2 separate regions of the Homo sapiens genome follow, and region 1 is linked to region 2. A link is a loop called in an ENCODE intact Hi-C map of the cell type or tissue named here. Cell type or tissue: GM12878. All regions are shown on one strand. Links, peaks and the distances in the headings refer to the core of each region. The heading gives the core; the rest is flanking DNA. Region 1 overlaps DLG2 (discs large MAGUK scaffold protein 2). Region 2 overlaps DLG2 (discs large MAGUK scaffold protein 2).

The links. A loop is a pair of places that touch in the nucleus more often than their neighbours do. Peaks named below come from ENCODE experiments on the same cell type or tissue, not always from the same donor. Only the 100,000 strongest peaks of a DNase experiment are listed, where the experiment ranks them.
Region 1: a loop joins it to region 2, with 2.3 times the contacts of the local background. A loop is called at or near these places in 5 of 110 quality-filtered maps.

Annotation. Positions count from the first base shown.
Region 1 is chr11:84,561,745-84,567,137 of GRCh38, forward strand. All of the region lies in intron 6 of DLG2 (discs large MAGUK scaffold protein 2), which reads right to left. Among named protein-coding and RNA genes, the nearest start is that of DLG2-AS2, 930 kb to the left of the region's middle. In GM12878, for the core only: a CTCF peak has its summit at 3,052 (motif pointing left); a DNase peak (open chromatin) is centred at 3,067.
Region 2 is chr11:84,382,630-84,388,022 of GRCh38, forward strand. The region is part of intron 7 of DLG2 (discs large MAGUK scaffold protein 2); the gene reads right to left. Among named protein-coding and RNA genes, the nearest start is that of DLG2-AS2, 750 kb to the left of the region's middle. In GM12878, for the core only: a CTCF peak has its summit at 2,200 (motif pointing right); a DNase peak (open chromatin) is centred at 2,242.

The DNA.
Region 1 (5,393 bases), core at 173-5,172, 180 kb after region 2:
TAAGAAAATATTTGAAAGGCAAATTGTTAGTTAATAAGTATCTAGAATAGACCATGAACCTTGTACACAATACATATTAATTTGAAGATTTAAAATTGACTTCTTTTTTTAACTTCCTAAGTACTGATGAACACTATATATGTCAAACGAAATTGCAACTGGGTTTCAACCAAACAGAATTCACCTAGATAATTTAGCCTTGCACTGCTTTCTCAATCTTGATTTATACTTATCAAAATGTGACAAAATTTCATGTAATCCATAAATACATACCCCTTATGTAACCATAAGAATTTTTAAAAGTTAAAAAAAAAGTAATGTGACAGAATATACTTTTATAAAGTTACATGTTTACAATATCAAGCAATGTATAATAGAATCAATGACCCTTGATCTAGAAGGAACTCCAAGATATCCTTTGGTTCAGTCCCCTGTCTATGAGAAACACTATTCAGAACTGATGGCTGTCATAGACTAAATAATGACTACCATTTAAGTTACTAACTCCCAGGATAAAGGCAGCATTTTCTATGACTGCCTATGTCTCTACCCAATACTAGCTTCTAAGATAATATAAAATGTAAAATTTTTTTAAAAAGAAAAAAAATTGGGAGCACTCATTTCCTTCTTTGCATGTGGATTCAAAGGAGGAGTCCAATTCAAATTTCCAGCCCCTACATGAAGGCTTCTGGGTTTGCCTCATCTGCAAGTGCTCTCTCCCTTGACATTTTATCTCTAAATGCTTATAATAGTTAGCTTGAAAATTATACCCTGTATTTTGGAATTGTTTGTGTCATTTGTTTAAATAACAGTCTATGAGATCTATGAGTCCCTTCTTAAAACTAAATTTTTAACAGCAGTTTCGTCTTATATTTTCTGATTCCTCCAAGCAACTGCTATAGTAGATGTGTCTTGTGTTACAGTAACAATGCAAAAAATCTTTAAAATATATTTCTTAGAATAAATAAATATCCAACTCTTTACCTCTTTTTCTTTCTTTCTTTCTTTTTTTTTTTTTCTTTTGAGACAGGTTCTTGCTCTGTCGCCCAGGCTGGAGTGCAGTGGTACGAACATGGCTCCCTGCTGCAGCCTCAACCAACTGTGCTCAAGTGACCCTCCTGCATCAACCTCCAAAATAGTTGGGACTACAGGCATATGCCACTGTACCTGGCTAATTTTTTATTTTTCATAGACATGGGGTCTTGGCATGTTGTTCAGGCTGTTCTCAAACTGCTGGGCTCAAGTGATCCTCTCGCCTCAGCCTCCCAAAATGCTGTGATTACCAACTTTTATAAAACCACATTTCAACTCCATTTACGTAAGTTTATCTTGAGTAACGTTTCTACTAAAATCCATTCATATTGGGCTGCATTCCTTGTGCCTAGCACTGTCGCTAGCATATAATAGGCTATAAATACATATATGTTGAATATAAAAATGAAGGAAGAATCCAGTTGGCACCTGCGGACTTTTCAACCACGTCTGATATTGAGCTATCTCAAAACATGATGGTGAGTAAATGAATGAGTGATGCTACACCCACAACACATCCACATTTGCAAGGAACACTATGCATAGTACTATTGTGATTTATGTTGTTTATGTTTACCATAAATGTTGATATTTCTTTTTTTCAAAAACCCTGGCATTTTTGAGGCCTCCTTCTAACATAATTAGTGAGAAGTAATGACTGAGTGACCTTTTGACAACAATCCCCAGGGCTGGAAGGAATCATGCTTTTTTTCAGAACCTGGCATTTTGGCTGCAAGCAGCAGCACTGGGAGCTCACTGAAAGAGCCAAAATGTGTCAGAGCACAGGGCAAAATGGCACAGCTGCCAGGTGAGGTTCAGATGCTGTCTGTGTTTTAGGTTGAAGCAGTGAAAAGGCAGACTCTAAAATCGGTCTTGTTCTTACACTCATGCGTAGCTGGCTTTGAGTTCAAGAAAGTTTAAGTAAAGCAGTTAAATGTACACCAGAATCATTACAATAACACTCAGATCTTGGTCCTGGCTCTGTGAGGCTCTGAAGTAGCTGTGTGACATCTTAGCAGCTATGTGACATCTTATTAGTTATGTGACCTCCTCTGGTAGACAAATTTCTCATCTGAAACATGTTTAGAGAACTAGGCTAGAAAAGTGGCTCTCTTTTGTGCTGTGGAGACACACTGAAAGGTCATGTTCATCGTGAAAAACATTTCAGATACTGATATTAATTATATAGTGATTGGAAATCATTTACTCAAAAAAATAAAGGATAAAAGATTTAAAAGGAGACAACTCCAGTCTCACTCGCTTATATTCTGTGTGTTTGCTTTAGAGGAAAAGAAAGAAGTCAGATGTCAGTTAATGCAACTTCAATAAAGCACAGCCTATTTTATCCAGGGTAAGCCTATTGCAAGTGACCCTAACTGAAGCTGTGACAATAACAGGTGGTTGCAAAGGCTCGTCTATGCAGTATTATTGGGGGTTTTTATAAAAGCTTGGGTATGCTTATAGGCATGAGTTGCCTCTTATGCCTGTTACAGAGGAAAAAATACTGAGAAGAGTGAGCAAGAAGCTGTCTAAAGTCCCTGTCAGCACTGAACTGTGGAGATTTGGATCAGAGTCAACCTCAGGGAACTGACTTTACAGTATCCTTGGAGACACTACACATATCCCTGAAGCAAGGCTTTAAACCCTTGAAAGATCCCATCCGAGAATGTACTATTCCCTTATTGGGTGAGACTGCAAGGCAGGGGGGTTGCTTGGGAAAGAATAAGAAAGATAACTCTTGAATAAGCATAAAATATCGCTTGTTTTTAAATACTGCCCAAAATAGCACCTCCATTTCTTTTTTATTCTGCACATAATGTCGTCTAACTAATATTTATATATGGTTTTTCTTTAACAAAAAGCTATTCTTACAGAACTATGCTGAATCATGGCTCTGGGTCTCAAGTTGCCATAACTGTAAAATGGTTTGGGTTAAATATTACCTAAGGTGTCTCCTAAGAGTATGATTCAGTGATTTTCTCAAAAAGATGTGAGTGCCTGGCTGCTGCCACCTGGTGTCAGCTACCTGAACTACAGTTACCAAAGAAGTTAATTCTTTCCTGTGTTTGCACATTCTGTCCAATTTAGTAATAATATGACAGTGCAACATGATGACTTTATAAGGTGAAATGGTCTCAACAGATAATCTAGTCTATATGACTGTGTGATACATAAAAATTACATTCTACTTTTAAAGACACCTACAGGTAGATTCTCTAAATTCTTTTGTCACCATTTCTGTGTATCACTACATTTTAAATTCTTCCTGATATTACTCCTTCCTGATATATTCATCATTATACTATAAAGCATTCCCTTCAAACTCAAAAATAAAAATAAAATATTTTCATTTATATTTTAGTGGAATTAAAAGAACATGTAAGTGACCAGCTTGTCCATATACACAGGTGTAAATAGAGGCTTCTGACAAAGAAAATAGGTCTCAGTCAGTACTGCGCACTCAAATTACCTGTAAAATGTCTCTATTAGCTGGAAGCATGGGATGTCAAAAGTAGTAGAATAGGGCATCATGACTATAGGGATTTGGGTCTAAATATGTCAGTTATTTGCTGTATAATACTGTAAAGATTACTTAATTTTACTGAGTCAGTTTCCATTTGCACATAGGTACAACAATTTCCACCTCATGGAACTTTCAAAGTTAAAGTAACTAGAACATAATAGTGTCTAATAAATGTTAGAAAACTCTGTGAGTCATACAGAGCACTATAGATGCCCCTGAATGAAGGTTTCCAACCCTTAGAAAAACAGCACAATACCTAGAACATAGTATGTGCTCAATACATAATTGTTGATAAATGATTGATTATTACTCATGTTCAAATGTCAGATTATAAGGCTTCCAGGACAGGCTTTGATGCTCTACCTCAAATTTATATTGGAGATGGGTCTGATAACAAAATTGGTGCTTATGAGAATAGGACCCAGATCATGTAACACATTGCTATGGATTATATTTAGTTGTATTCACGTGAGCTTCCCCTACAAGCCTATTAAATCCTTGAAGGCAGGAGCTATATTTTAAATATCTCTATATCTCTAGTGATTTGATGATCACTAGAATGATCATCAAATGTGACATATGCAATAAATATATCATTCGATAAAGTATTATTGACACCAACATAACTACTATTTCCACGTTAAATTTCATATGATGAAGTTTTTTTTTTTTTTTTGAGACAGAGTCTTGCTCTGTTGCCCAGGCTGTAGTGCAGTGGCATTATCTCTGCTCACTGCAACCTCCGCCTCCTGGGTTAAAGAAATTCTCCTGCCTCAGCCTCTGGAGTAGCTGGGACTAAAGCAGCACTCAACCACGCCCAGCTAATTTTTTTTTGTATTTTTACTAGAGATGGGGTTTCACCATGTTGGCCAGGCTGGTTTTGAACTCCTGACCTCAATTGATCCACCCTCCTCGGCATCCCAAAGTGCTGAGATTACAGGCATGAGACACCGTGTCTGGTCTGAAGTAATTATTTTTATCTTATGTCTTAGAAAAATGAAACTCTAGTCAAGTAGAGTCAGAAGCTCTTTCCCAGATACATACTATTGGTTTTAACTTTTAGTAAAATCAAATAGCAGAAACTCATTCACAAGTATCTACATAAATCAGGGTAAAAAAAGTTTGCATTTCCTTAGAAGAGTGGATAATGCCCAGTGAATACAAATGTCCCTCTCTCTCATCTGTCTACCTGGTGACTTGCAACACAGCTTTGTTTGTCTAACTGTATGGGCAGGACCTATAGGTAAAAAGTTGAATATATAGAAGATTTAAGCACTAAGGTTAAAAGGCTCCCTGACTTCCCAAGATTTGAGTTACTGTAAAAAATATCAGAGGAAATCCTCTGTCACAATGTGACTAACTGAATTGATAACTGATTATATAAGAGAAGTGTGTTTAAACTGGACTGTGTGGTTTCAGAAAAGCACAGCTGTTTGTAGTCAAGAGGAAGGCCATCATACAGCTACAGTTCCTCTAACCTTGTTCCACTTTGAAGTGGATTGCAGGATAAATTTTTTAAAAACTGTACTATAAAAAACCCTGATGCAGTCCTTTCTCGAGTCTGCAGAATGAAGAGGGTCAGCTTTCCTTAAGTGATTGGCTTCCTGTTTTTCTTAATTATACAAAATGAGGACAATGCAAAACACAGCTGGTGGAAACTCAGATGTTGCTCAAAGCTTGAAACACATAACGACTTTGTGATGAAAAACATAGAAAATACTTGCTGGTGAGGGGAGAGCAGCAGTGACACATTTCCAGTGGTATGCTTACTACAGCTGAAAAACCAACTTCACCTCGAAAAATAAACAGGGTGAAAGTCTTGCTATGGGGTATAAAT
Region 2 (5,393 bases), core at 64-5,063:
CCATTTGTCCTTAAATACCAATTTGGCTTTCTATAAGGAATTTAGCACATTTACAGAAATCTCAGTGCTCTTTAGTTATGGCATCATTAAAAATTAAAACTCATATATCACCTGAAAGAAGTCTACTGGCTTTAAATACACAAAAAATACTCAATCTCTCTCCTACCACTAATGCTATATAATTGATACCATATTAGTTGCACCTCCTCTCCAGTCTAGGCGACAGAGCGAGACTCCGTCACAAAAAAAAAAAAGTTCCCATATCCAGATGCTACTCTACTGCTTGAATTCAGTCTTCCATATGACTCTAGGACTATAGATAGCATCTCATTTATTTCCCTTCCTCTCATCTTAACCTCCTTCCATCTGTCCTCCACATTGCTGCCAGAATAGCATTTGTACCATGAAACTCTGACCATGGTGCTTCCTGCCTGGTATTCATCCATTTTTCCCTTGGCTTTTGGCATACTCCTTAATTCACAAAAGAAGGCCCTTTGTGATCTGACCCCGACTTACCTTCTCAATACTCTTTCACTTGTCTACATTTCAGCAAAGCTGTTGTCTTAGCATGGTTCATTTTCCTATTATCTACTCATAAATATCATGTGTTAGCACGGCGTCCATTCCCCCGAGAAGATTTTCTGGATTATATGGTTAGGTTTTCTTCAGCTCTGACACACCCCAAGCTAAGATGACGCCTAATATTTATTTCTCTGTTCCCTGCTGTCCATGCATTTACCTAGTACCTTCTCCTTGAGTTGAAGTGGTGATTGGCATCTAAATAATATAATATAGCAAAGGTGATGGGATGTCACCCTCTTTATTAGGTTACATTAAATGGCAAAAAAGATGGGATATCATGCCCATGATTACCTTACATTATATAAGACACACTTCTTAGAAGATTGGAGAGAGACTCTCATGTTGGCCTTAAAGAAGCAACAGCCATGTTGTGAACTGCCTATGGAGAGGGCTGCATGGCAGGGTACTGTGGGCAGACTCTAGTAGCTAAGGCATCTTCCAGCCAACAGCCAATAAGAAGCTGAGGCTCTCAGCCATACCCCCACAAGGAAATACATTCTGTTAACAATCCAAGTAAGCTGGAATTAGATCTGTCCTTGGCTTAGCCTCTTGTAAGACTGCAGCCCTGGATTCCAGCCAGTGAGACAATGAAGCAGAGAGTCCTGCTATGCTGTGCTTGGGCTTGACCAAAGGAAACTGTGAAATAATAAACATGGTTTGTTTCAAGGGACTGTTCGTGGAAATGTGTTACGCAGCATAGAAAATGAATGCATTAACAGCCCAAGATGCTTTTCATTGGGCTCCTACTGCACTTTTCACATACCTCCATCAAGCAGCTGAAACTTTTATACTCAAATAAATTGTTTCCCAACAGATAAAAAATTTCAAGAGCAGTTACTGTGTCTTTTTTTCTAGCATCTAGTATAGGAAGCTCTCGATGACGCTTTTTTTTTTTTTGCAATGAGAAAATAATTTTTAAAAAGAACAAAAGTAAATGTGGAAAGCTGGAAGTGTATTTATTGAAAGCATTTTATCATTGAACATAGAGCTATTTCAACGTTAATAATCTATAAGCCTACATCTTAAAAATTTAAATATAGGAAAACCAAACAGGGCTATTATTTAATGAGGGCCTATTATATACTTGGTGCTGAACTAATAAATATGGAAAATGCAACTTTAAAAGACTCTTACATAATTTCTCATGGTTCATATGGAAAAATTTGAGCTTTATCCAAGCAACATTAGTTAAATGTATAAATCTTCAAATAAATGTTGTCGAAGATAGTTGGGATAGTAAGCTTTGCAAAATTAAGCTGCCCTAGAGATGTTTAAGCTCACACTTCAGTCCCTCCTATTAGAATGATAATAAAAGGAATTCAAATACTGAACTGCGTAACCTTTGAGGTCCCTTTTAGTTCAAAGATTTCATGATCCTTAAAACTGCAATTTGGAAAACATTATTTTGTGGCAGGCTAATGAATTATAGCCAATGACATGATAACTATATTAAATATATATATATTAGAAAGATAACTCCGAAATGCATTCTCACGAACCCTACATATTCCTTTAAATAAAGTATCTGCCCAAAAAACCTAAGACATGTTGTTCCAGTAAAACTGGAACTGGGTGCTGATTTTCCTCTATATGTGCTGCAATGACTCCAGAAGCCACAAGGTGGCAGAGTGTTGGTACTGTGTTTCTAATTCACAAGACTTCACAACAGGAGTTCATGATACATTCAAAGGCAACTTTAACTGAGATTTTGAATTCTTCCATCTGTTTCCATGTGCCAGGTGCAGGGGTTGGATGGAGAAACTGAGATGTATATTTGGAGGCTCTTGAAAAAGGAGATGACAAGATATAAAATCATGTGTATTTAAAGAAAAACTCTTTGTTGGCATAACTCCCAATTTGCCTCTGACCTCAAAATTATCACAGCTCAACCTGATCACTGACTTCTCCAATCATTTCTGTAACATTTACCCTTCCACACTTAAACTGGTACAAATTCGCGAATCTAACACTCCCATTTAGATCTCTAAATCATCTAAAGCAGTAAAATTTTTTTAATCTCTTTAAAGAGTTTTAAAAAAAATCAAAGAGGCATACTCTTGTCTTTATTTCCATACATTGCTACAAGTCACAGCCCCAAATGAATATTATTTCAGTTCTATGAACAGGGTAAAGAACTTGTTCTCATGCTTTGACCTCAGGCTTTAGAGATTTCTAATATGTAACATACTTCCATTAAACTCATTCATCTTCCTCTGAAATGTAGTTTTCTCCAGAGCTCATGATCTCTTTGATAGTATTTGAATTGAAACATACTACAAGGTTATTTTTCTTTCCACAGATATTTAGAGTACTGTCACATCATAATCAGCCAAATAAATAGTATGCATAAGGTGGTGCCTCCTTTGGGGAATTATTAATAGTAGATTCCAATTCTAGAGAACCAGGACCCTGTTGTAGTAAACATTGTATCTCCAGGGCCTGGAATAGTGCCTAGCTCATAATAGACATTTGAGTGATACTGATCAAATAATCAACCTAACCTGCCTACTTATTAAACTGAAAAGATTGTATATACCTTGAGTCCAATGGGAGCCTACAATTAAGACTTGCAAATAGTAATTGCTCGATAAATCTTAAATGAACAATAAAGAGACCTGTATGCACGCATAATTTTGTGTTTCCTATTTAGAAGGGAAATTGCTATAGAAGCTCAATCAATCAAGACACAGTTATTTGTTACTACTGAATAACATTTTAATTCTGTAAGTTACCTCAAAGGTAACCAATGCGTACCCCTAAGGAGTTAACTGTGGAGGAGACAAATCACAAGAGGTAATAAGCGAAGGACTCAGAATAGCACGTTTCTTTAACCAATTTAGGGATTTTTTACATCTATTTTTATTACTTTTAAAGTAATGCATGTGAATATATGTATTTGTATTTCCATGCAAGCTGTCTAGAAAAGCTTAGACTCTCCCAGCCCAGCCAATTTTTTTAACTCTTAACACTCCTCTGGGAATTGTCCTTACTTTATTTTTTAGGGTGTCTCTTTACCCTTATATGAGTATACCTCTAATTTTTTATTTGTCAACTTTAGTATCTATTGATTTCTATACATGAAAAATGAAGATTTAGTTACTCACACTACTCTCCTACTATATCCTTTTGGTATGTTTGATATTTATAATATTATTTGAGTCCTGTTAACTCTGTAACTAATTTCTTAAAAATCTCTCTCTTATTTCAATATTTGACAGTCTTCCTCAACTCCACAATCTGTAAAATGTCAATATTAGTCATCATTCTTCCTTCCACATCCCCTCTTCTGTCAGCTAAATATTTACTTCTATAATTTTAAGATTGTTGATATTTATATTTTGTCATACAACCATAACAATATTTTCTACATTTTGTTACACAATATTGCTAAAAGTTGAAAATCAATAAATGGCCATCATATTATAATTGTTTTGTAAATACTGTTAGTGCCAGGTCAGGTAATATGTTGATGCATTTTTTTCTTTGCAAATCCAATGTCACGAACCTTGGATCACTCATGAGAGAATGTTTCTCACATCGAGGTCAAATAGATTTTTTTCCTTCACAAACCATGCATTTTAAAATGCATCAAAATTTGTTTTATATTTGTATCGTCTTGCATAGTTTGCTTTGTAGGCCTGAAAAATATAGTACTTCACCAGCCTTCCTAGAGTTTTTCCTACGCTATTTGCCTTTATTGCCTTTATTGTCATATTTTTAGTTATTTACAGACTCTTGATTATATCATTTATTCTGTGAAGTCACTGCTTTTGTAAGCTTCCTTTAGAAGATTCTGAACCTCTTTTATTTAAATTGATTACTCTCCAGGCCATTTGTACTCATGTCGTTTTGGAACTCCCCACCACCTCTTCCTTGCTCTTCTGAGTAAGAAGTGGTGGAAGCAGTTGAGTCCCAGGTCATCCCCCATCACCACACTGGGGCAGCGTCCCCAGGCTTCCAGTAGCTCCCAGGTGGGCGCTAGAGTCCATGCATTTACCTAGTACCTTCCCCTTGAGTTGAAGTGGTGATTGACATCTAAATAATATAATACAGCAAAGGTGATGGATGTCACCCTTTTTATTAGGTTACATTAAAGTTGTACATAAATTACCTCTCTCCTGGAATAGTTCTCATTTGTACCCAAAAGTATAAAATTTTTAAGAAATTGGTTATATAGAATTTATAATTATAATCATTATAATTATTAAGAAATTAGTTATACAGAAAAATATTACAATCTCCTCACAAAAAAATAAATAGCCAACTATGGTCAGTGTTCAGCTTTGTTGCCTAGCCCCTGAGGCATCTTTAATATAGAAACATGTCTAAACATAACTGCTCAATAGTAGGCCTTTTGCTAGGTGTGGTTGGGCATGCAAAAGCTAAATGAGAGACAATACTCCTGTTCCAAGAAGTGTACAGTACCCAAATGCCACAAAGATCAAATGTTAGAGTTACATTTATCAATCTAACTTTATCAACATAATTTGTATGTTATATTATGGCTTTATATCTATAATATCCCTTTGCCTTACGTATACTTCAAGTATCTTTTCAGGTTTACTCAGAAGACCACGGGATATGGATTACCTGAAAGTAAATAAAGCTACAAAAACAGTTCTTCAGATTTTTCTACTTCTACATTCTGATGAAGTGTCAATGTTATGAGAAGGGCTGGCTAATATCTATGACTGGAACCTTGTTGCCTTGTCAAAGACCATGCACATACTCTCCAAAGCCAATTGTAGGGAGGGAAAACTTTAGTGTGGAGATGATTTCTTCCAGCAAAAATGTCTCATGTGTTTCTTAGA